Linked DNA regions of Mus musculus: regions 1 and 3 are each linked to region 2. Evidence: chromatin loops called from intact Hi-C (ENCODE). Cell type or tissue: left cerebral cortex. All regions are shown on one strand. Region 1 holds the start of Gm36008 (a long non-coding RNA gene). Region 2 holds the start of Setd7 (SET domain containing (lysine methyltransferase) 7). Region 3 overlaps Maml3 (mastermind like transcriptional coactivator 3).

What was found. A loop is a pair of places that touch in the nucleus more often than their neighbours do. Peaks named below come from ENCODE experiments on the same cell type or tissue, not always from the same donor. Only the 100,000 strongest peaks of a DNase experiment are listed, where the experiment ranks them.
Region 1: a loop joins it to region 2, with 2.9 times the contacts of the local background. A loop is called at or near these places in 8 of 42 quality-filtered maps.
Region 3: a loop joins it to region 2, with 2.5 times the contacts of the local background. A loop is called at or near these places in 2 of 42 quality-filtered maps.

The regions. Positions count from the first base shown.
Region 1 is chr3:51,507,802-51,515,801 of GRCm38, reverse strand. It overlaps Setd7 (SET domain containing (lysine methyltransferase) 7), which reads left to right. Exons shown (of 8, transcript NM_080793.5): 8 at 1-484. It overlaps Gm36008 (a long non-coding RNA gene), which reads right to left and starts at 4,814. Exons shown (of 4, transcript XR_003954701.1): 1 at 4,644-4,814; 2 at 2,320-2,373; 3 at 1,706-1,843; 4 at 1,108-1,147. In left cerebral cortex, CTCF peaks have their summits at 2,206 and 4,741 (motif pointing left); DNase peaks (open chromatin) are centred at 1,870, 2,174 and 4,733.
Region 2 is chr3:51,557,162-51,565,161 of GRCm38, reverse strand. Setd7 (SET domain containing (lysine methyltransferase) 7) reads left to right here and starts at 4,339. Exons shown (of 8, transcript NM_080793.5): 1 at 4,339-4,644. The coding sequence starts at 4,605. It overlaps 5031434O11Rik (RIKEN cDNA 5031434O11 gene), which reads right to left and starts at 5,177. Exons shown (of 5, transcript NR_160686.1): 1 at 4,954-5,177; 2 at 4,273-4,413; 3 at 1,273-1,431; 4 at 451-586. In left cerebral cortex, CTCF peaks have their summits at 3,501, 3,705 and 5,129; DNase peaks (open chromatin) are centred at 4,352, 4,991, 5,393, 5,771 and 3 more places; H3K4me3 peaks cover 3,224 bases; H3K27ac peaks cover 3,128 bases.
Region 3 is chr3:52,025,893-52,033,892 of GRCm38, reverse strand. The region is part of intron 1 of Maml3 (mastermind like transcriptional coactivator 3); the gene reads left to right. Among named protein-coding and RNA genes, the nearest start is that of Maml3, 75 kb to the left of the region's middle. In left cerebral cortex, CTCF peaks have their summits at 3,595, 4,801 (motif pointing left) and 6,485; DNase peaks (open chromatin) are centred at 3,494 and 4,100; H3K4me3 peaks cover 724 bases; H3K27ac peaks cover 320 bases.

The DNA of each region.
Region 1 (8,000 bases), 49 kb after region 2:
ACGATTCTTGGCTCCTTTCTTCAAATGTTTTCTTTTTTTTTTCCTCTTGGTTTTTCTATGTTCTCTTTCTATCCTACGAGGCATTTTCTTGGGTTGTGAGGTACGTTTATGGAGTGGAAGCCAGGGGGTTATGCTTTCGGCCTTGATTGTAACCAAAAGTCAACCCATCACAGTTAAAAAGAAAAAAAAACCATCTTTGGTCTTTTGTGGAATTTGAACTAAATCTATGAGCCTTATTCAATATATAATTCTATGATTTTTTTTTTAATTACGGGAAATCAATGGAAGATGTTTACATGAGTAATGTTTGCCCTTACTGTGTTATGAATGAATTTTTTGTAGTGTGTCTGGGCGCATGTGCAAGAAAGTAGGAAAAATGTTTCTGAAACAAAACTTGACAAATATTTGTAATGAAAAGTAAACTTAAAGATTGCTATAATTGCGCTATAGAAACAATGCAAGTATTAAACAAAATATACAATCTCCTGTTGTCAGTTTTGTTTTGTTTTGTTTTGTTTTTTAGTTGTCTAGGCAAGAAAAGCAGCAACAGTGCCCATAGACTGTGCCTTCCTGTGTATTTAAATTACTAAATGAACTTTACATTGGAAGTTTGTTTAGAAATTCTTAATACAGGGATGGGGCCAAGGTGACTCAGTGGTTTAGATGACACACTGCCTGGGCCTTTGATCCCAACACTTGGGAGGAAAACACAGATCTGAGTTTGAGGCCAGCCTGGTCTACAGAGGGAGTTTCAGGACAGCCAGGGCTACACAGTGAGACCCTGTCTCAGAAAAACAAAAACAATCACAACAATAAACAAAAAAGATTACACAGTGCTCACTGCTCTCCCAGGGGACCGGGGTTGCCAGAACCTGTGTCCGATGGCTCACAGCTGCCACTCCAACTCCAGGGATCCTCGGGGTCATGGCCTCTTCTGACCTCTGCAGCTCATGTGCACGTGTGCATATAACTTCCCATAGACACACACTTATCCACTTAATTAAAAGTAAAATGGATTGGGCTGGAGAGATGGCTTCGTGGTTAAGAGCACTGACTGTTCTTCCGGAAGTCCTGAGTTCAATTCCCAGCAACCACATGGTGGCTCGCAACCATCCATAATGAGATCGGATGCTCTCTTCTGGAGTGTCTGAAGGAAAATGGTTCTTTAAAATAAAATCTTAAAGATCTTAAGACCAGCTTAGATGGCTCAGCAGGTAAAGGTGCTTGCCACCAAGCCTAATTAATGGGCTGAACTCAACTCCTGGGACGCACCCAAAAGATGACAAGAAAAGAACCTACTCCTGCAAGTTATCTCTGACTGCCACATATATACTGTGGCACAGATGCCCCTTGCCAGTAATCGCAAAAGTTTAGCTTTAAAAAGAGAAAGCATGGGCTGGAGAGATGGCTCAGTGGTTAAGAGCGCTGTCTGCTCTTCCAGAGATCCTGAGTTCAATTCCCAGCAACCACATGGCTCACAACCATCTGTAATGAGATCTGATGCCCTCTTCTGATGTGTCAGCAACAAGATGCTCATACAACACTAAGTATTTTTTAGAAAGAAAGGAAGGGAGGGAGGGAGGGAGGAAGGAAGGAAGGAAGGAAGGAAGGAAGGAAAACATTTCCCACAACCCCTTTCTTCTTTTCTAGGAGAGCAGGGACTCTAGGCTCCAGCAAGTTAGCCATAGCTAACAAGGATACTCACTCCCCACCGATGACAAGTGCTCAGGGGTCAGTGTCTTCCTGGATGTGTAGGGCACACGCTTACTTATGGCAGAATGTAAAGCCATGTTCATCCATCTGACATCTCTTTAGCTTTCCATATGGCAGGCCCAGAGGCTGTCTGCAAGTGGGAAGCAGAGCGTTGATTAACAAGCCTCACAGTGACCAAATGTGCGCTCCTGGGTAGGCTTGGGCGAAGAAGAGTCAAGGAGCTGGGGAAGGGCTGAACCTTGTAGCTCAGAGCTTTCCTGAGGGTGAGGAAAACAAAAACAAAAAACATTCCAGGCTAGGGAGAGACACCCATCCCCTACCCCCCGCCCCCCGAGCCTGAAATAATTGTGTGTGGATTTCTCAGGAACCTTAGTAGAAGTCAGGGCTGGCAGCAGAGAGGAAGGAGTGGGCTGGGGTACCCAGTGAGCAGCTGGGAATTGTGTTCCTAAAGACCTGGAAGCCTTTTCCCAGAAAGCCACCCAGTGGAGTGAAGAAGCTATGTTTGTCTTCACAAAGCAATTTTGTTCAACTGAGCTTATTGCAGTTTTTAGAAACAGTCTTGTTTCGTTGGTTGGGAAGTATTTTAAATCACATTTATTTGCTTACCAGGAAGAGGGATGAGGTGAGTGCATTTGTCCCGTGGAGGGTGGGTGTCGGTCCCTGTGGGTCAGAAGATGACTTTAACGGTGTTAGTTCTCCCCTTCAATCAGTTTCCCCAGGGATCTAACAGGGGCTGTCAACAAGCACAGCTACCCACTGAGCCATCTGGCCACCTCTCTGGTTTTCTGAGTCAGGGTCTGGCTATGTTGCGCAGAGTGGCCTCAAACTGTGGGCAGTCCTCCTGCCTCCCAGGTTCTGGGATGACAAGCGTGTACTACTACTACTACTACATCTGGCTCAGAAACACTCTTGAAACCATGTTATTCCCCAGACCTTCCTCCCCTGTGTGGTGTGAAGACTCCGGTGAAGATGGAGGCCCTCGTGGAAGTGGGGAGTGGTGCTAAGGAGAGGCAGAGCTCCAGGTGCTTTTCTTCTTAACTTTTTATTGGTTCTTTGTGGATTTCACATCATGCACCCCAGTCCCACTCACCTCCCCTTCCCCTCATACCCTTGCAACCATCCCTCTCCACACCCTGTGGGAAGCCACATGTGCCGTTGCAGAGTGGCACTGACTACTGCTGGCCACCACGCATAAGTTTGGACAAACAACCAATGTGTACATATGCAGTAAAGTCTTTTGCAAAGACACTGCCTGGCCCGGGCATGAAAATGAGGCTTTGAGAGTATAACCAATCAGATGTGAGACATGCAAATGAGGTATGATAATGAGGCTCTGTGAGGTACAGAGAGAGAGAGTAGCCAATCAGATGAGGAACATGCAAATGAGGCTTAGTGCATAACCAATCCGGGTGTGAGACACGCCTTTCCTAGGCCTATATAAGCAGCACCAGTTCTGGGCTCGGGGTCTTTTCGCCTCTGCAATCAAGCTCTCCCAATAAACGTGTGCAGAAGGATCCTGTTGCAGCGTCGTCTGGCGTGCGCAAGAACACCCCAACAAAAACATCTCATTGTGGAAGCTTTAGTGTTGTCACAGTGTACCCCACAGTATACCCTTTTGCCCACACTTCTTTGCTTGCAGAGTCCTTGGTCAGGTGACAAGGCCTCTGGCTTCTGCTACTCTATCAATTACTGGAACCTCAATGGGACTCCTCTTGGATATACTGTTGTTGCTCTGTATCATGGAGATCCTGCAGTTTTGGATCTGCAGGACCAGGTCCTTCACGCACTCCAGCAGTTCATTGATGGGGTAGATGCTGGCATGGGCCAATTCGATGAAAGCCCTGGATCTGGGCCTGTGAAGTATCTACCCTGGGCAGCCTGCCACAACCACACCATAAGGGCAAGCTCTACTGCCCCATCCAGGCTGGCTCAACCGATGCCACCACCAGCAAGGGCAGGGCCAACTCTCCCACTCATGCTCCCTCATGCCTTCCGGGCTGGCTCATCTGCACCCACGCCATCAGGGCCAGCTCTACTATGCTGCCCAGGCCCATTGCAGAACCCAGTCTCCTTGGGATGTAACTTACAATAGCAATTGCTGGACAATGGAGTTAGGCTTTTAAAATGCAGACTTGGGACTGGAGACTTGCTGATCAAATATGAAGATTTCAGTTCAGATCCCTAAGGACCCACATAAAAAGCTAAGCTGTGGCCTCCACCTCAGCTGTTGATCTCAGGGGTGGGGCAGTGACAAGAGGGCCACTTTGGGCTTGCTGGCCACCAGCTCAGCTCCAGGTTCAGCGAGGAGAAATCCTGTCCCAGGAATAAGGCAAAGGGTGGTAATGACCAATACCCTTTTCTGAACTCAGGAAGCTTAGAATATACACCACACACACATATAGACACACAAATGTAAGGTTTGCTAATATTTAGGTATAATGATAAAGACGAGGACACAAGTGTCAGTGGAGAGACACTTTGTCAGTGACAGTTTTCACATCCTGTGTGGCCACACAGGGAAATACAAGATTGGCGAGGAGACAGAGGAATCTAGAGCCGATTAGGGCAAGCGCTTTGCCTGTGTCTTCTGCAAGGAGGACGTTGAGTCAGGGGAAGCACACCAGGGCTGTATTGGCTCTGGGGTGCAGGACCTTCCTGAGTTCAGACCTTGGGGTGAAAATGACAGAAGGTATCCTAGGACTGTAAGGAGATCACCGGAGATGTATCCCCCCCCCCGCCCCCATTCCACCCACGCTGTGCTGCCTTGCATGTTTTCTAGGGTTTGTAGTCGTAGGAAGTGAGTTGCCCTGGCCAGGCAAAGGCTCCAGAGCCAGTCTCCAGAACGGAAAAGAAGATGCTGGGAATGAATGAAGAGTGAGCCCTGTGCTTGGAGTCTGAGCGACTGAAGTGAGGAGAAAAATGAAAGTTACCTCCCATCCGCTGACTCCTTAGGGGCTCCCCGGAAATTGCCTTCACCCCTAGCTTTTGCTTCCCAGACAATCCTTGGCTTTCTCTGTGGCTCAGCGCCCTCTTGTGGCGAGAGCTTATCCTCCTATCATTTCCTAAGGCCTAGTTCCTACGTGTCTTCAAAAGAAACACAAAGGCCAGGCACATACCACTTGAGAAGGGAAACAGAGGCTGGAAAATCAGGAATTCAAGTCACCCTGGGCTATATCAAGGCTAGCCTGGGCTACATAAGAACTTCTCAAAACAAAAAACACAACAAACAAACAAAACAAAGAAGAATAAAAAGGAGAAGTCTGCCCAGGTGTGGCTGAGTGGCAGGACTGGGGGGGTGGGGGGTAGGGGGGCGCGCACGCGCACGCCCACACACCCACCCACCCACACACACACACACACACACACACACACACACACACGTGCTCAAACACACACGTGCTCAATCATGCACACATCACAAAGGACAAAACCAACTTTACCTAATCTTTTTCTTAATCACCAGATTGAACTTTGAATAGCTTCGTAATTGTTTTTAAAGCCCATATTTAAGACGGCTAATAGTACATTTGGTGCCTACAGTAAACTGCATCAAACAAAGCTGGTTTATATTTAAAGACAAAGATTCTTTTGTTTGGTATGGTTTGGGGTTTGGGGTTTGATTTTCAAGACAAAGTTTCTCTGTGTCCTGGAACTCACTCTGTAGACTAGGCTGGCCTCAGAACCCAGAAATCCACCCGCCTCAACCTCCCAAATGCTGGGATTAAAGGAGTGTGCCACCACCATCCAGAGGTGTTTTTTTATTTTGTTTTGTTTTGTTTTGTTTTTTGTTTTTGTTTTTTTTAAGTCTCCAGGCACTTTAAGGTGCTTTAGCTAGAATGCAGTTATGCGCCCATTAGTCCTAAAGGCTCTAAACCCTGAACTTCCCTATGTCATCTTCAGTGCTCAGTCCCTGCTGCAGAGAGAGTCCTGGTTCATGGACGATGTTGTCTTCGCCTTCATCATATGCACCAAACACAAGGAATTAAATCAAGTTACAGGTAGTAGGCAGCTTCATGGATTTCTTCTTGATTCCAGGCTCCAGCTGCTCTCTGGCAGAGAGCACACCTCTCTAAAATAGGGACGTCTTGGGCACCTGTACCCAGAGCTGGAGATAAGCAAGGCATGGCAGCACATGCCTTTAATCCTAGCACACAGGAGGCAAGGGGATCTATAGATGAGCTCAAGGCTAGCATAGTCTACACAGCAAGTTCCAGGGGTAACCAGGGCTACCTAGTGAGACAGTCATCTCAAAAAAAAAAAAAGCTTGAAATGAAAATTAAGTCAGGGATGGCCGGATGGCTCAGTGGGGAAAGGCACCTGCTGCTACTGTGGCACCTGGGGCCCTGTGTTCAGTCCCCGAGTGGAGGAAAGAGAGCACAGACTCCTGGGAGTGGTCCTCTCACCTCCACATGTGTACAAACATGCATGTACAAAAATAAATTAAAATGTGATTTAACATTTTAATCTCTCTCTGTGTCTCTGTCTCTGTCTCTGTCTCTGTCTCTCTCTCTCTCTCTCTCTCTCTCTCTCTCTCTGTGTGTGTGTGTGTGTGTGTGTGTGTGTGTGTGTGTGTGTGTGTGTGTGTGTTAGCATGAGTGTGGAGGTCAGAGGGCAGCTTGTAGAGGTTAGTTCCCTCCGATGTGTGGATCCCAGGGATGAAACCAAGATTGTCACAGCCTCAGCATCCCTGCTTTGGATGGCTGAACCATCTTGCCAATCCATAGGAAACTAATTTTAAAAATTCACAGTCCAGCTTGTCATTTGAGTGGGTTATGTATACCAAAGGAGGTAGCATACCCCATAGCAACGATTTTGCTTCCTAAGCAAGTAGTAAGATAGCTGTCATCTCTTGTTTATATATTTATACACGTGAAATTACAATTATACCACTCCACCTGAGTGCATGTGTAAGCACATACTTGTGCGTGCGCACATGTGTGTGCACAAGAACACCTCTTAGGTAGGTAAGGCCTATGATACCCCCAGCATGGGGCATAGAGCCGGAAACCTGACAGAAGCCGACCACTGGCTGTACTGCTTTCCCTTGCCACAGTCACCGTGGACCACCAGATTTGAGACTCGGCATCTCAGATTCAGGGAGAAAGGAAATCCACCCTAAGGGAGAGGAGAAGGGGGCATCAGAAAAACGAAGTGGGTTTTCTCCAGTCCTCCGTGCGGGTGTTGAGGACCACCCACCACCCATGAGCCTTATGAACCATTGACAACATTCCAGAGCTTGCCCTCCAACTTCAGTGGGGTCGGTGACTTTACACAGAAGATTTTTCAAATGTCGGGTCTCTTGAATTCTATGTTCAGCCCGTTAACTGCATAGAGTCACCTGGGCAGGACACACAACCCTGGAACTTTGCCTTCCTCTGGAGTCTAATAAGTGACGGGTATGGCAGTGTATGTGGGGAATTATGAGAAGGTTAAAGGTAAGCAGAAGGGATGACGGTAACTGTCTTGAAAAGTGCTCTCTGGGGGCCATATCAGGGCCCAAGCAGTGATACCTAACGTCACTAGAGAACAAGAAGAATGAGCGGCAAGCCAGCCGGATGGGATTGAATAAAATAGTCTTTCAAAGCCATCACAAGGTTTGGAATCTTCTTCAAGATAATACAGGGCTGGGAGAAGTAGTTGAGCTGTAGATAAAACCAGACTCGCCGTATGTGGAGAGCTGAGAGACCAGCTCATGGGGGAATTCATTAGATTATAATGCCCACTTTTATGATTTCAAATCTGGAATTAAAAAACACATGAAACAATTTTAAGATTCCCAAACATTATTAACTATAAACATACCAAGCTCAAGAACCATTGAGGCAAACATTACCTGCCATAATTGTAGCTGAGCAATTGCCTTTCTTTAATTTCCGGGGCCCAGCGACATCTAATCCGTATTGTGAAATGGATGGCTCAAGTTTCATTGAATGTTACACGACTATCACAGAGCCCTCCTCCAGTCCGATCCCCTTCTCATTAAGCTGCCCTCTGGCTGTCATTCTGCCTTTGGGGAAAGAGTGTTGGACATGTTAGCACAGCCCCACTGTCCCTATGGCAGTCACATTTCTCACTTAACTGTGACTACTCTGAGACTCTTGCTCTGAACATTGGTCCTACGAGTTTGGTTCATAGGTCTGTCCTCAAAAGTGGAACTATTCGTAGCACGCTGGCAAAGCATCCACGTTCTGTGCCTTTGAAGATCTGGGAAAAGAATGAGCCAAGGAAGGTTTTTCCAAGATGAACGTCCCCACTCGTATCCCCACCCCCAGCCCCTGTTCCTCTTT
Region 2 (8,000 bases):
CCAGGAGCTTGGAGACCTGTTCTGGGTGTTGAGAACCGTGCGTCTCCTAACCCTGATCTGCTGGGTGGGAATAGTTCTTTACTAACAACCACAAGTGAACCCACATTGGCTTAGTTGCCCCAGTGTGCCCTGCACGCACATCTGCTCTCTGACAAGTTTGTTTACCCAGGACATAGGAAGCACCTCAGATGCGGGAAGGTTTTAGACATGTATTTCCTGTAAAAGTGACATCATGTTTGCAAGGAGATGAACCTTGTGAACCACGGGTGGGAAAATGACCTCAAGTAGCTGAGTATTTCAATTTTACAATATCACTGGAGAAAGAACTTGTGTTCCCCACACTGAGTGTGGAGAGATGGGCCACAGGTGAGGACAACAGAAGCTAAACCACAGATGCTTAGCCCAGTCTCTCCATGTACTGGGGTCATGGCTCAGCAGGAGTATACTCACTAGGAGCTGGGAGTCCGGAGTAGTGGCTCAGTGATGAATTCCTGTCTGACTGGATCACTGAGGGACGGAGGGCGTGCTCAGCCAGTAGAGGCATTCCTGAATCATCAAGGGGCTAGGAGTAGTGGCGGCCTCAGCCCTGCAATAATTAACTAATTAAAATAAAGTTACAAGTAAAACCCCACAAGCAGCACACTATATATCGTGCAAGGGAGTCTCAACCAGGGCTCCACTGTGCTATCGCGTGTGCGCCCCGCTATACTGGGGTCTGTGCGTTAGGACCAGCCAGCTGCTGTTGTTGCTGCATACTGTCTCTGACCAAGAGCTTTATTGATTTCTAGCTCATAACCGCATTAGTCGGAAGCCACGTGGAGAGTTTGTAAAACAAGCTCTCAGAGAAGAGCATGGTAGGAAAGAACGTGATGGGTCCCACGTGGGGCCAGCGGAACAGTGCAAAAGATGCCATTGGCACTTGGGCTGAAACAAAGCATTTGGCCAAATCACAGAAGAGGATCAAGTCTGGGAGAAAAAAAAAAAAAAAAAAAAACAAAACTCAGCCCTGTTTACAGGAAACAGAAAAGTCCTTTCTGCAACAAAAATAATTTTATAGTTGGGGAGGGGGTATTAAAGGCTCGCAGTTGAGGGGAGTTGAGAACCACTGTTTTAGGGGATCCAGCTAACATTTTCCCTAAACTTGTGGTCTAGAGTCACAAGAGGAAGTCAAGCACCGAGATGGACCGTCCTAACGGCTGCCTTCCTGATGGAAAGAGCTGGCGAGTTCCTTCCTGGCCGTGCAACAATACCAGAAGGGCCCTGGTTCCTCACCCAGATCCTTCTAGGCACATTCGAGATCCATTTCTGTAGAGGCAGGGAATGGGCGCCGGTTCCAAACACTCTCAAAGCAGCACATGGAAAGGCTCTTGACACAGGTAGGCTGCTCCTAACACCGGGGCTAACCGCACTCCTCCAAGAGGACATTCTCCTCTGAACCCAAAGACAGAGAGAGGTAAGACACTTGTGGCAGGCCCTTCCCCTCCCTCAGCACACACGTGTACCCTCCCACCGTGAGCCTGGGTCTGTGTCCTGAGGGGGCGTTTCCTGCCCTGACATTACCTTCTTTCAGTAAAGAAATAAATTTATTTTTGCTTCTTCCTTCGGTTTTCATCGTTTTTATTGTCTAGTAACTGAAGGAGATGAGCATCTGCTATTCTTCGTCATGTGAGCACCAGCATCATGCGTAAGGAAAGCAGGGATACATAAGAATTAAAGGTAAGGGGAGAGCTCATACAGCTCAAAGCCAGAAGGGATGAAGCACGGTAAATGCCTTTTCAGAAACTCTGAATAAGGACCGGGGAGATTCGTCAACTCCCGAGTCCATGGTTTCAAAACAACACAGCAACAAAAGACAAGTGTGGAGGTGTATGATTGCAACCTAACCACCGGGAAGACAGAAACAGGTGGGTATCTGAGGCCTACCCTACTCCATGAGTTCTAGGCAAGTGAGAGACTCTGTCTAGCACACACTCACAGACATGTGCACACACACACTCAGTACAATCCTGTTTCTGTATTCATGTTTTCAAGTGATGTTATGTGGGCTGCAGATGTCTCAGAAGACCCACATTTGGTTCCCAGCACCCACATTCAAGGGCTTACCACTGCCTGTAGCTCCAACTCCAGGGTTCCAATGCACTCTGGCCTCCTTTGGTATACACACACACACACACACACACACACACACACAGCATGCAGCCGTATACACATGCATGAGTGTACACACACACATAAATCAAATCAAATCGTTTTTTAAAAAAGATTAAATTATAATCTGAAGGTATCCTTTCATATTTCCCTGCAGGTGTAGATTTCTGTGGAGCCTAACAAAGGTCCCTGGTACCTGTCCTGGAAGACCCTTAAGGAGATCAATCCCAAGACAGACTTCAGAGGGGTATGGAAGATTTCAGGACAGCGTAGCCTGAGCCAGTGTGTACAGTGGTGTAGCCTAGGCTAAAGGGTCAAAGAGTAAACCAGCCTAAACCACAGAAGTCCCTCCCCATATGGCCTGAGTATCTAATGCCCAGAAGAGGAACCCATACTGCCAGAGTGGCCACCCTGGTGCACTTTGCAGGTGAAGGAGACTGGACCCTAAGCCTTCTAACTCCACATCCACAACCTTCCTCTTTCGAACGCAGTCAGAATGGAGCTAACATTTCTGATGGTATTTGGGGTTAGTGTCTCCATAATTTTTCTCTTAAGTGGTTTTCCCTTTGAGACAGTATTTCTCTATGTAGCCCTGGCTGACCAGGAACTCACTCTATACACCAAACAGGCTGGCCTTGAACTCGGAGATCTACCTGCCTCTGCCTCCCTAGTGCAGCGATTAATACCACCATGCCCTGTTTCTTTTACTTTTTTTTTTTTTCTGGCTGACATATATCAGCCAGTGGGGGTGCAGCTCATTTGGTGGAGAGCTTGCTTTTCTAGCATGGAAAAGTCTGGATTGTATCTCCAGTACTATAAATTCAGCATGCTGCCAAGGTTTGTAATTACGGGGCTGTGAAGATAGAGGCGGGATGATTAGCTCAAAATCGTCTTCCTGTATACAGTGAGTTAGAGGTGAGAGACCGGGCTACAGGAGATCCTGCCTTAAATAAAAAAGAAAAAGAAAATGAAAAAAAAAAGGCATTTAAGAAATTAAGGAGGGGGGGGACTCTCTCAGGCTTTGGAAGTGACTTGAAATCCTGCCTCATTTATTGTTCAGAAAACGAAAAGGAACAACTTTCTTTGGTTCCTGCCCCATCCTTCCCACCCGCCACGATGACTGTTCTTGGCAGAAGGCCAGACCAGCACCGGGTAATTCCACAGTACATTGGGTACATGCGCATGCATTTAACCCGCTATTTAAAGAGATCCTTTGCTGCCACCTGTAAGAGGACATAATGACACTCTTTAAGTGGCTGGGCTGGGAAGGGAGTTTTCTTCCCTCAAAGATGCCTGAGTCTGTGAAGTGGTTGGCACTTGGAGAAACTAAAGAAACATCTAGGGACATCACAAATACAGGACCGGAGGCGAGAGAAGGAGGAGCGCTAGACACAGGGTCCTGGCTCCGGCTCTCCGCTTGGTGGCTCCATCTTCAAGACAAGGAGAAGGAATCGGCCAAAGCTCGGGTGCGGCCTGATTACCAGCCTGCTGCCATTTGGGTTTGCTGAATTCCTGGATCTCTCTAGGGGCCTGGAGATGCGAAAGAAGATGGAGACTGGGGACTCCTGGGTAGGACGTTCAGTCGGGAGGAATCCAGGACGCAGGACGCCCCCTGGAGTCGAGGGAACTGGCTTGTGGAGGCAGCGCTGGGCAGTGGAAGGGGGACGGGGCACCTGCGCTCCTGGGCCCGCCGCACTTTGCAACTCTGGGCAGTAGCGAGCCGAGTGAAGTGGGGCTCGAGGGCAAGAGGAAGTAGAAGCTCAGGAACCAAAGGCTTCCTTAGTTCCGAGTGCGCTCCAGCTGTCCAGGAGTGAGATAGTGGTAGGAACACCCAGCATGACGCACTTCCAAGTCCCTGGTGGCACATCGTGGGGTATCAGGTGCTCTGAGCCCCTCACCCACCCCAGGCGGGTACCCTCGAGGCCCCCGGCGCTAGCGAACAGCCGGCGGCGACCTGGACCGCGTGGCTGGCGAACAGTGAACCAAGCCAAAAGGTAAACGCCGCCTGGTCTGCCCACTGCCTGGTCTTAAGAGGCGGCGCAGCTCCGGAGCACCTTGGGTTCTAAGGATCCTCACTTCTGGGAAAGGACAGGGAACTGTCAATCAACGAGGGAGGGAGCGCACCGGCGCCGGGTGATGTCAGCGGATCAGCTGCTCCATAACAAAGAGGGGGTATCACAGGAGAAAGTTGCAGTGGCGGCAGCACCCCAGAGCCTCCGGGACCGGGGACGAGAGGAGAGGGGGCGGCGGCTGCGGCTGCCGCGGCTGGCGGAGGAATTGAAAGGACTGTAGGGGGAGGCAGCGCGAGCCGCCCCGACTGCTCCTCCTCTTCCTCCCCCTCCTCCCCCTCCTCCAAACTCGCAGGGCTTAGCTCCAGCGCTCGCTCAGCCACCAGGAGCACCCAGAGGGACGGGAGCCGGCCGCACGGCCCCGGGCTGGGTAGGGTCTCAGCCGCCATGGATAGCGACGATGAGGTGGTGGAGGAAGCCGTGGAAGGTACAAGCTTTTCTCCAGGACTCTGGGGTGGGGACAGGCGCCTGGGGCGGAAAGCGCCAAAAGAGTGGCGGTCTGCGACGCGCGCCGGGCCGAGCCGAAGGCCGCCGCGGTCCCTAAGCGGATGGCGGGTCGCTCGGCTCAGGCGGGGGCTGCACTGCCTACGCCACGCCGCCGGGAGCGTGCGGGGCGCGGCGGGGCAGGGGCGGGGAATGGGGCCCCGCGGGGTCCGCCGCCCTGGGAAAGCTGGGCCCCTGCATCCCGCCTGGCCTCGGCAGCATCCTCCCTGGGAGTTGCGACGCTGCCTAGCACCTTGGCCTTAGTCCTTGCGGGGATGGAGGATGGGAGGGCAGTCCCTTGAGGCCCGCGATCTCCGCGGGGCAGCGTTGTTTCAGCCACCTCGACTTCCCCTCTCCGACCGCCTGCCCTTTTCCTGACTGAGTCGCTGCGTCCCATGGCCACCAGGGCCGGGTCTAGGTGGGTCTCCCATCGCAACGCACCCGGCCGCACACCAGGCACATGGCGGCCCTGGCCGCTCCTCCGGGGTAAAAAAAAAAAAAAAAAAAAAAAAAAAAAAAAAGATGAAATCATGGCTAGGTAGAGCACGCCGCTCCCCACCAGGCTACCCTGCCCCTGGGCGAACTCAGCCACCCGCCCTTCCCCCTCCCGGCTTCCCAGCGAGGTGCAGGCGCGCCGTGCGGACGCTCCAGCCGGGACCCAAATTGCTGGGTGACACTTAACTTTCTGAATTCCGAGCTGTCGGCTGCCGGTGATATCACCGCCTGGGTGTCAGGTTTCTCCGCCCCCTCTTGCGCACCCCTCCCCCGACTCCCGTCGCCACCGTGTTTTGCTGAGTTTCTCCGCCTCTTTTTTTTTTTTTTTTTTCTTTTTTGCCCCCCTACTTATAAAACGTCCGTGGCGACGTTATACAATCTCGTTGTTTGTGGCTTGAGAGGTTATGATTTTGTAACAACGAACACTGGAAAACACTCTTAAGCGTATTTATTATTTATCTTATTCTATCCCAGATAGTGTTCCCGTGATGTTTTTGCAAGATTGCGTAGTGTTGTTCCAGAATTTGTTAAACACAGCAACTGACTAATTTTAAGTCGGTGGTTGAATCTGGTTTTGATCTCATTTGTATAAACAGGTCTGACAAACGATAAAGAAAAAGTGGCTGTGCTTAACAAATGCATATGGATATGTACTTGTTAGTGCTACGTGGGGAGAAATCTCTTTGGTGTGTCCATAAATACAACTTTTGCAGACTGCTGAAGGCTTAGGGTGAGATGAAGCAGAATAATTTTTTGAATTTCCGGAAAGGCATCCATTCTAATTTACTTTGTAAAATGTATTTCTTCATTTTAGTTTTTGTTTTGTTTGTTTGTTTTTTTTTTAACAACTTTTAAGTACATAGTTTTGCTTGTAACTTTTGGAGAGACTAAAATGCGGATCCACAGAGCTTACATTTCTCTAAATAAACCCAGTGTTGGGATTAATGAGGCCCAGCTAGCATTGTTTGAGCCAATCATAGGAAGCCTTCTTTAACTTCCAAAGTTATTGACTTCTTGTAAATTTCTGCTATGACAGAAAAAGTGTTCTTAACAAAGTGCCACTGTCGCTCTCATTCTTCCTGGGGTTTTTTTGCCCTAAACAGTATTTTTTAGGTTTGTTTGTGTTGTTGTTGATGATGGTGATTTTTTTATTCTTTAATGTCATGCGCAGTGGTGTTTCTGTTTGCATGTATGTCAGCGTGAGGATGTCATATTCCCTGGAACTGATGTTACAGACAGTTGTGAGCTTCCATGTGGGTACTGGGAATTCTTCCCAGGTTTTATGGAAGAGCAGCCGGGGCTCTTAACCACTCAGCCATCTCTCCAGCCCCTCCTCCTGTTCTTTTACTTGCAATTTTTAAAAACAAACCCTTAAGCACAGATAGTGCCCCCAGCCCAAGCCACCTTCTCCAGGGCTGATGTTTAGAAAATGTGCTCTGTTGTTTATGATCCTAGCACTGGCATGTGAACAAAAACCAGGCCCGTGGCATACACACCTGCAGGTGGAGGCGGAGGCAGGAGCATCAGGAGGTCAAGGTCACCCTCGGCTGCATAGCAAGTCCAAACCCAGCCTGAACTATAAGACCCTGTCTCAAAATGATAAGAAATGTTTAAAGTATATTTTCAGGTTTCATGTTAGTCCAGTAGATTCAAAACACTGCAGTTTCTTTACCTTAACTGTAGGGGTGGTGAGGGGGGGGGCTTTTATATAGGATGGACAGATATAGCACTACTATAAATCAGCTCATTAGAGCAAGAAAGGCACCATTAATAATTATGCTATGACAGCTGGCTTAAACGCTGGCTTGTCTTGGGCAGTCACTCAGTTTTACCTAAGAGTAAACAAGTAGAGGAACTTCCTTGTTTTGCTTTTTTGCAGATTTTTGTTTTTGTGGATCTGTGAAACACGATCTCTGTGGCCCAGGCTGGCTTTGATATGATGTGCTGCCATTACAGATGTGATATCTATTCCTGGATTTTTAAAAGAACAACAACAAGACTCACTCTCTCTCTCTCTCTCTCTCTCTCTCTCTCTCTCTCTTTCTTCCTTCCCTTGTTTCCTTTGCTGTGTTGGGCAAACAATATACCACGGAGCTACATACTCTAGCCCAAGAGTGACTTAGTATTCTAAAGTCCTTAGAAAAGCCAGGTATAGTGGGGCATATATGTTATCCCAGTTACATGGGAGGCAGGAGAGAGGATCGTTTTTTAAGACTGGGAGACTGGGAGTTCTAACAGAGCTTGAACCTGTAAAATAGATAGATTCCGTCTCAAAAAAATAAAAAGTGGTAGAGAGATGGCTTGGTGCCTGCTCTCGAAGAGGACCTGGATTCTGTTCCCAGCACCCACATGGCAACTGAGAACCTCAGCACCTCCAATTCTGTTGGCTCCAACACTCCTACATATAAAATGAAACAAGTGCATCAAAAAAGAAAAGAAAAGGCTCTGGGAAGCATTTTGGGCTCAGCTTTGCCATGTGCCCTGGCTGGAAACTGTATCCCTCACTCTTTCTCCAGGTCCGTGTTGGCCTTGGCACTTCGCATCGCTCGCTCCTTAAAATCTAGCACGCATCTCTAAACAGGTATGAACGGCTGTGACCTTCTCCTAAATAGAAAGTCGTCTGTGTACACTGGTGCCTCTCATCTCTGTGCACACATTGTCCTCTGATGGTTTCCTCGTCACAGCTGTTATTATATCAGCATCGCTGTGGCTCTCACTATGTCAGATTCCATGCTGAGTGATGCTCAGACGTTATCCAGCCGTAGGAGGTGGGTACTATATTATCCTCGGTTTACAGAGAAACTT
Region 3 (8,000 bases), 470 kb before region 2:
TTTACTGTCCCCTGACATTTCTTGGAAGGGGCCTTCAAAGCGAGGGTCCTATTCTAAGATGAGTTCCTGAGCAGTAAACTTGACAGGGTTTAACATGATGAGAATATACCTAATGTAAAAGAAAGCAGCATAAAAGCCAACCGCAGTGCCGTCCGCCAAAGCCTTTGGTGGGAAAAGGCCTTGCCTGGGAGGACCTAGGATGTTCTCCAGGGTGGTAGAGCGTGGAGCTGCGTTGCCCTATCTTTTTATGTGACTTAGGCAGTTGTAGCAGCTAACTCTTAAAGCCACTTAATAAAACAGTGCCAGTAGGGCTTCACTGTTGACTACTGGGACTCTCAAATGCAGGCATCACTCACCTGTCTTTTCTTGTACAGCTCGTATAGTGCCAGAGGCCCATATTCCAGTACATCGCTGCCCATCAAGGGAAATTTACACTTACCAATTGAACTCACCACCAACTTGCAAGGGAGTAGTTTGAAAGCTTTATTTCAGTAAACATGTAGTATTGGTAAATAGTGAGCTTGTTGTCTGAGGATGTCTGGGTCTGTTCTCTCCCTCTTCCTCACCTCTCCCTCTTTTTTCCCTCTTTCTCTGTCTCTGTCTAGCTCGCTCTCTCTTTCTCTCTCTCTCTCTCTCTCTCCCTCTCTCTCTCTCTCTCTCTCTCTTTCTCTCTCTCTCTTTCTCTCTGTGTGTATTATGTGCATGTGTCTGGGATCCTGTTAACTTTTGCTGGTATGTGTGGAGGCCAGAGATAATATCAGGAAGTCTTTCTCAGTCATCTCTCCCCTTTATCCACTGTATATTTTGGAGACAGTGTCTTCCACTGAACTTGGAGCTCACCATTTGGTGTTCTGCTTGTGTGATGGGAATTCGAACTTGGATCCTCACACTGGCAAAGCAAGGACATTACCCTAAGGAGCCATCTCTCCACCCCTCACAGTTTCTTTTTTAGTGAGAAGACAGCCAGTCAGTGGGGGTTTGATTGATGGTGTTCAGGAATGGGTCATGGACATGTGTTTACATTTGTGTTTCGGTCCCCGTGTATATAGAGAGCTTTGTTTTCCTTACAAGCTTAATCTCATAACATTAAACATTTTTCTTCTGTTTCATACCTATGCTTTATCAGAAATAATTCTCTTGTGTGTAGGGGGAGGAGGAGGGGAGGATCTAGGCAAATGAAGTCTAAAATATGTTTAGAAGATACAAAGTGACGTTGATACAGTCACAGGCATTCAAATGAAAGTGTTGCAATATATTACTATAAAGGATTATGTTTTAGTATACAAGTGAGAGGAATCTATTATATAATCATATTGTATCCATGTATTGAAACACAGCCCTTTATAGTAAGGCACAAGGGAGAATGTATTCACCTAACTGCTCATATATGTGGGGTTCAAGGATATACAAATATTTGGCTCTGCTTAATAATTAAAATGATTAATTCCCCTTTCCCAATAGGATAGTGCTCAGTGCATAATTTGTTTTTATAAATAAAAAGATCACATGGGGGTTTGCCTCATATGGGAGTGCTAAAAAGAAATAAAGATATGTATTGGTTTGAGTAAAATTGGTGTTTTGTGTTAAAATAGCTATCGCGGGTAGCCTCTGCTAACCAAATAGACTTCTATGTTGGGCGAACCTAAGCCAAAAAGATAATATACAAACAAAGAACCAGAAACTGGAAGATTTTCTTGTGTAACTCCACAGTGGGTAGTCACTAACCTAATGGATATGTATGTATGTGTATGCATATAAGTATACACATATATATGTCTATAATGTTCGAGGCTGGGCCCCGAAGCTTCTGTGAAACGCTGTCAGTGTTTTAGGGACATGAGTCCAGTGACCATAGTTGGAGTAGCGTTCTGTGGATGCACATCCTGACCATGGCAGGCCTGTCTGCCCATCATGGCTGAATGGTGGGAAGAGCCTGAGTGAGATTCAACCTCTCCTGTCATGCCTCAGCCTCCTGCTCTAACTCCTTGAGTTGCCTGCCTCCCTTCCTTATGCTGTGGATGGTTGGGTTCATTACACACGTCTTAACTTCTCATTTTCCAGCAAATTAACCTTTACTTCAAAAATGTAAGTGACTAAACACTCTTTTCTCCCTTCACAATTAGCTACCACTTACACTGTGGTAGTCTTTGTTCAAGGGAGTATTGTGCTATTTTCTTTAATGCATTGCAAGCAAGTCCAAACATCTGTCTTGCATTTTGTAAAAACTTATTTTGGAGTGATTTATACCTTTGTGATTCTGAATGTTTTCTAGGTTGGCCTAAGACATTTTTCTAACAATTAAGAAAATCAATATATTGCTTCACCTGTCTATGGCCTTGAGTACCTGGATGCAGGCCATGGGAACTAATACAGAATTTTTTCCAGTATGGAGTCATTGGGAAACATCAGCTGCTTCCTCATTTATGGTTGAAATGACTCATTTTCAGGAGTCAGGGGAAATTTAGTTGAGGAGAAAGATTGTTAGCTGTCCAAATTCTCAAGAAAAAAGAGACAACCATGAATGCACATAGCAATTGCTTCTATCCTATGTGCCCTCCTTCCTGAAGGACATTCATCCATGATCGAATCTCTCACAGTCTGCTCTCTAAAGCAGCATCATAGTTGAGGTTGCCCTCCATACTGGAGACTGAGGCAAGGGAGTCTTTACCAGGAGCCACAAGAGCACTGAACTTACCATTGCTGGCATGTCTACTTTCCCAGTGACCTGGGATTGGTTCCCATATCCGGATAACCGGGGACAGTTAATTTAGGACAGTCTCAAGTGTGGCTTGGTCAGGGTATAGAAAGGAGCCCTTCCCGTAAAATACCCAAGAACCTGATCCTGAAAGGGACGTGGTCTAGATCATGTTCCTGTCCTGTCACTAGTCAGCAATGTGACCTTGGGCCAGTGGCTTCTTCACCTTGCCAAGCTGCAGATGGCAGAAAGCAAAGCCTGCCTCAGGAAGATGTGTAAGCCTAGGTGTGAAGTCTAGAGCAGGTAGCCCAGCACGCAGGCTGCTGTAAGTTCTTGTGAAGTTGGGACTTGTTCAGGGCCCATTGTAGCAGCAGTTGGAGACCCTGCCTTTGATTTCTTCCAAGCCCCAGCAGCTGCTGACAGAGAGATGGAAGACAGCGGTGGGGACCGCCGGGGGGTGGATGAGCAGGGATGTGCTTCCCACATCCTTCACGGTCTGGGCCCATCCTTTCTCTGATTTCCTGCTCCATGCTCCCTATCTGCCTCTTGATTGATTCTGCCTCCTCATTCATTCTTAAGGCATCCCTGATCTCTTCTGCACAACTCTCCAGGTCCGAGGGCTACAGCGAAGAAGTCAGTGCAGGAGCCGTTTTGAAGACTGATTTGTGTAGAAGCTGTGAGCGTTGATTGATTGTCACTCACAAACTTCGCTCTGTAAACCCATGAGCCGAGCATCTGCACGTCCTCACTTCCCTGTAACCCTGTGGGTGTCTGACAGAACATCTCGTACCCAGTCGGTGCTCAGTGCAGGGTGTGGGGAGGCGAGGGGGAAGAAAGATGAATAGGACCGCAGAAGTCATCCATCCATCAGAGTCCCTCTGGTGGCTATGAACGAGGAGTTGAGCTGGGAACGGGGGTATGATCTGATACAGAAAGCAGGACAGTTGGACAGATTTGGCTCCTCTCGTGGACTTCTTTAGTACTGGCCACCCCTTCATATACTGTCTCCTGGCCAAATGGGGTGGTGAGTTATACTTAAGGGAAGCTCAGCCTGGAATCATAGCTTTTGAGACAGATACACCAGACCCTCTGTTTCCTTTTTCATATTCTGTATGAGCTAAGAAGCCAACAAAATGGCAGTTTCTCTTTGGTCGACCTCCTGGGAGAGAGTTCTGTTTGGGAGGAATCGTGTCCTGGGAGAGAGTTCTGTTTGGGAGGAATTGTGTCTCGAATGGAGGGATCATGACAGCTACTGGGACCTCCCCCTGGTTTTTTGTCGACCGAGTGGGTAGAACAGGAGCCGGAAGTGTCTGGTGGACGTGCCAGTGTTGAGGAACTCGCGGCTGCTGTTTGATCACAACAGGCTGTCTGTTCTTCCTCCCCCACATCCACCACATGGACTCATGTCTTCGACACGAACACATTCTTCAAATAACACCTTCTGGGACATTCTTGCACCCCACCCCAGCCTGCCCGAGGACTCTGTGGTAATGAATGGGAGCTTTCTTAACTAATGATATTCTGGACCATCTGTCCAGCTGGTCACTGAGAACAGAAAGCAGATGCACGCACGCGTTGCTTCTTCTTCATCGTGGTCCCATAAAATTAGAAATGGAAAGATTATCTCTTTCCTGGATCTGGGAAGAGAAAGTCTCTCTCGATGCATTTCGTGAGAGATTTAGATTAAGTTGCTGTTGCTTTTGAAAGCATGAGTCCTGTGAGGCTTTGGATCTCGAGAGATGAATGTCTGTCTGTCTGTTTGTTTTGTCCTAGGTTAACGTGTAAGCCTGTGTTTGTTCTCGCATGCCACTTTGGATCTCTTGACATTAGAAGGAAGTAGATGTCTTGGTCTTCTGCTTTTTTAAATATTAATTGAAAATAAATATTTCTTCATGTAATATATTCCGTTCACAGTTCTGTTTCCCGTCTCACTTCTTCTCCTAGATTCTCCCCACCTCCCCACCCTTCCAGTTCCACACCTTCTTTCTCTCTCTCTTTAGAAAACAAACTGGCCGGCTGGTGAGATGGCTCAGTGGGTAAGAGCACACTGACTGCTCTTCCAAAGGTCCTGAGTTCAAATCCCAGCAACCACATGGTGGCTCAGAACCACCCGTAATGAGATCTGACGCCCTCTTCTGGTGTGTCTGAAGTCAGCTACAGTGTACTTACATATAATAATAAATAAATCTTTGGGCCGGAGTGAGCGGGGCAGGAGCGAGCAGAGGTCCTGAGTTCAATTCCTAGTAACCACATAATGGCTCACAACCATCTGTACAGCTACAGTGTACTCATATACATAAAAAAATAAATCTTTAAAAAAAACAACCAAACAAACAAATGGGCAAATTAAAAAGCAAAATAAAACAAAACAGCATGAGAAACACATTCTGCAAACATGCATGTACATGCATGCATGTACCTGTGCACACACACATACACACACACATACACACCATACAAACTCAAAATAGGAAACCATAATATATAAGCAAAAGATTAGTAAGGTTTTTAAAAAAATGCCCAAACAAAGCAATATGAGACAAAAAAAAAATCACCCAAAATACCGTCGAGTCATTTCATGTTGGTGCATCTACGGCTGAACGTGAATGGAGCCTCCCCTAAGACTGTTTTGCATAGCCAATGAGAGTCCATTTGTGAAAGCTCATTTTTCCTTTGCAAGTGGCCCTCGGTTGGAGACAGTGTCTCTGTTAGGGATGGGAGATCTTGTCTAATTGTCCCTCTCCCTCCTTTCCTGCCTGGGTTGGCCTCTTACTCAGCATAGATCCCCTAACTGATCTAACTGACCTGCCCTGCTGACCTCCTGCTTTTTAGCATGTGAATTAACACGAGTAACTGGATATAGCGGATAGGAGGTTCTATGTCTAGGTCAAGTTGAAAAGTTAGGACGCTGGGGAAGTGCTTGCCTCTGCAGGGCTTCTGAGAGCAGCAGAAATGTCTGCAGGAATGAGCCAGTGGAGTCAAGCTGGATGGAACGAATTCAGGCAGGTTTGCTGTTTGCACAGGTGGAGTGACAGGAAGGAGGGTGGGGCCTGCGTACACCTGTGCCCAACCCACCAACCTTTTCAAGACAGCTGCTGGAGAAACCTCCTGATGGTGACCAGGGCCCAACAGACCAAGATGACTCCAGCAGAGGGGACTTGGGCGAGTGGGAAACGCTGGCCTGATGTGGGAAGCATATAGCAGTTGTCATAAGTACTTCAGATCAGGTTGAAACCATGCGAGCAGCAAGGCTGGGTGCCCCCAAGAGGTTATCAGCAGGGAGGAAATCCATGCAGCTCACTGCTGGTCACTCCAGAGTCGGGGATCGTATGGGTGAGTGCAGGTCTTGGGCAAGTATGAGTTTGATATAAATGAGACAGAAGTCACCCTTGCTGGGCATCTATCCCCGCTTAGTGGCTCACCTGAAAGCGGCTGTCCTGATGGTGTCCTTTCTCATGGTTGGCGTGGTTCTAATTCAGGCATCCTTGAGCAAAGGCCAGTTTCAATTAAATTGTGAATGTCAGTTGCAAAGAGGCCTGTAAGGCATGTTTGTTTGTTTTCATTGTGTGTGTGTGTGTGTGTGTAAGCCAGAGGCCAAACTTGGGTGTTATTTCTTAAATACCATTTACCTTTTTTTTTTTTTTTTGAGCTGGGGTCTCTAACTGCTCCAGAACAACCCCAGCAGGGTAGGCTGGCTGGCCAGAGAGCTCCAGAGACCTGCCTGTCTCTCTCCCCTCAGTTGTGGCATTAAAAGGATAGAAGTCATAAAAGGATAGAAGTCAGCTCCTCCTGCTGACAAACCAAGCATACTACCTACTGAGCCTACCTCCTCTTATTTTTGTGGGTCCTGCCTTCACTTATAAAACCTATCCTTACACACACCCCCTTCAGCGTTTTCTGCTTTATTCTGATTCTCTTCATCAATGAAGTGAAAAAGTAAGCTCACTTTCAAAAGGGGAAAACATTTTCATAACGGAAAAACAAGATTATTATAGATTAAAATGTGATTATCTCTAGCTCCGAAGTTGAAGTACTTACTTAGGCTAAAATATTAAGAGAGATCCTTTCCCAGCCATTGATTTGATGTGAATGTAGGCAACTCATTCAACAAATTATTCTGAAGTACTCTCTGAGTGCTGAGTGAAGCCACAATCAGAAATGTGGTGGTGAGCAAGACAGGCGATTATCCCTGTCCTTGTAAACCAGAGTGACAGCCCAGCTCAGTGTCAGCTTGAGGCATTTTTCCCTTTTTTTTAAAAAACAAAACCAACCCCCCCCAAACAAAACAAAACCAACCAATCCCAGTGTTTTCTTTCCCCACAGTCTGATTTTACTACACATATTCTCTCTCTCTCTCTCTCTTTCTCTCTCTCTCTCTCATATGTATGTACTTAAACATGTTTGGGTGTTCATACATTTGTCTTCCTATTGCTTTTTGCCTTGTTTGTACATTTTATTTGGTGTGTGCGTGCATGCACATGCCACTGCACATATTGAAGGTCAGATGACCACGTGCAGGAGTCAGTTGGCTCTAGTGGGTGCCTCTACCCAGTGAGCCATCTTGCCAGTCCACCAATTAAATGTTGTCCTTTGACCATGACCAAAGAGTTACTTTGGTCATGGTATCTGTTCACAGCAATAAACTAAGACGCTGGCTTACAGATTCAGAGGTTCAGTCCGTTATTATCAAGGCGGGAGCATGGCAGCGTCCAGGTTGGCATGGTGCAGGAGGAGCTGAGAATTCTGCCTCTTCATCTGAAGGCCACCAGAAGACTTGCTCTCAGGTAGTTAGGAGGAGTGTCTTATTACCCACCCAGTGACACACTTCCTCTCCCAATTACTGTTGTGCTCTGGGACATTATAATTTAATAACATATAGGCGTTGTTAGCAAAGTGTGCTAAAATACCATGTGTGCAGCCTCCATGCCTGACACTGTGGCTGTCCCCAGCACTTCTCTGGCATTGGCAAGACTTTTGACGCTTTTGGTAACTGGGCTCAAGTCACATCCCTGAGCAGTAGAGGAGATGAAAACCTCTGACACCTTCGCATCTCTTTTTGACTCCTTCTCCCCTGATTTCCTCCTCCTTCCCTCCTTCCCTCCTCCCTCCATCCCCTCCTTCCCTCCTTCCTCCATCCCCTCTTTCCCTCCTCCCCTCCTCCCCTCCTCCCTCCATCCCTTCCTCCCTCCATCCCCTCCTCCCCTCCCTCCTCCATCCCCCTTCCTCTTTGTCCTCTCCTTGACCCTAGTGATTTTCATTCTCTTTCTCTTCCCTAAGATCTCCTGAAAGGCCCACTGAGGTCAGA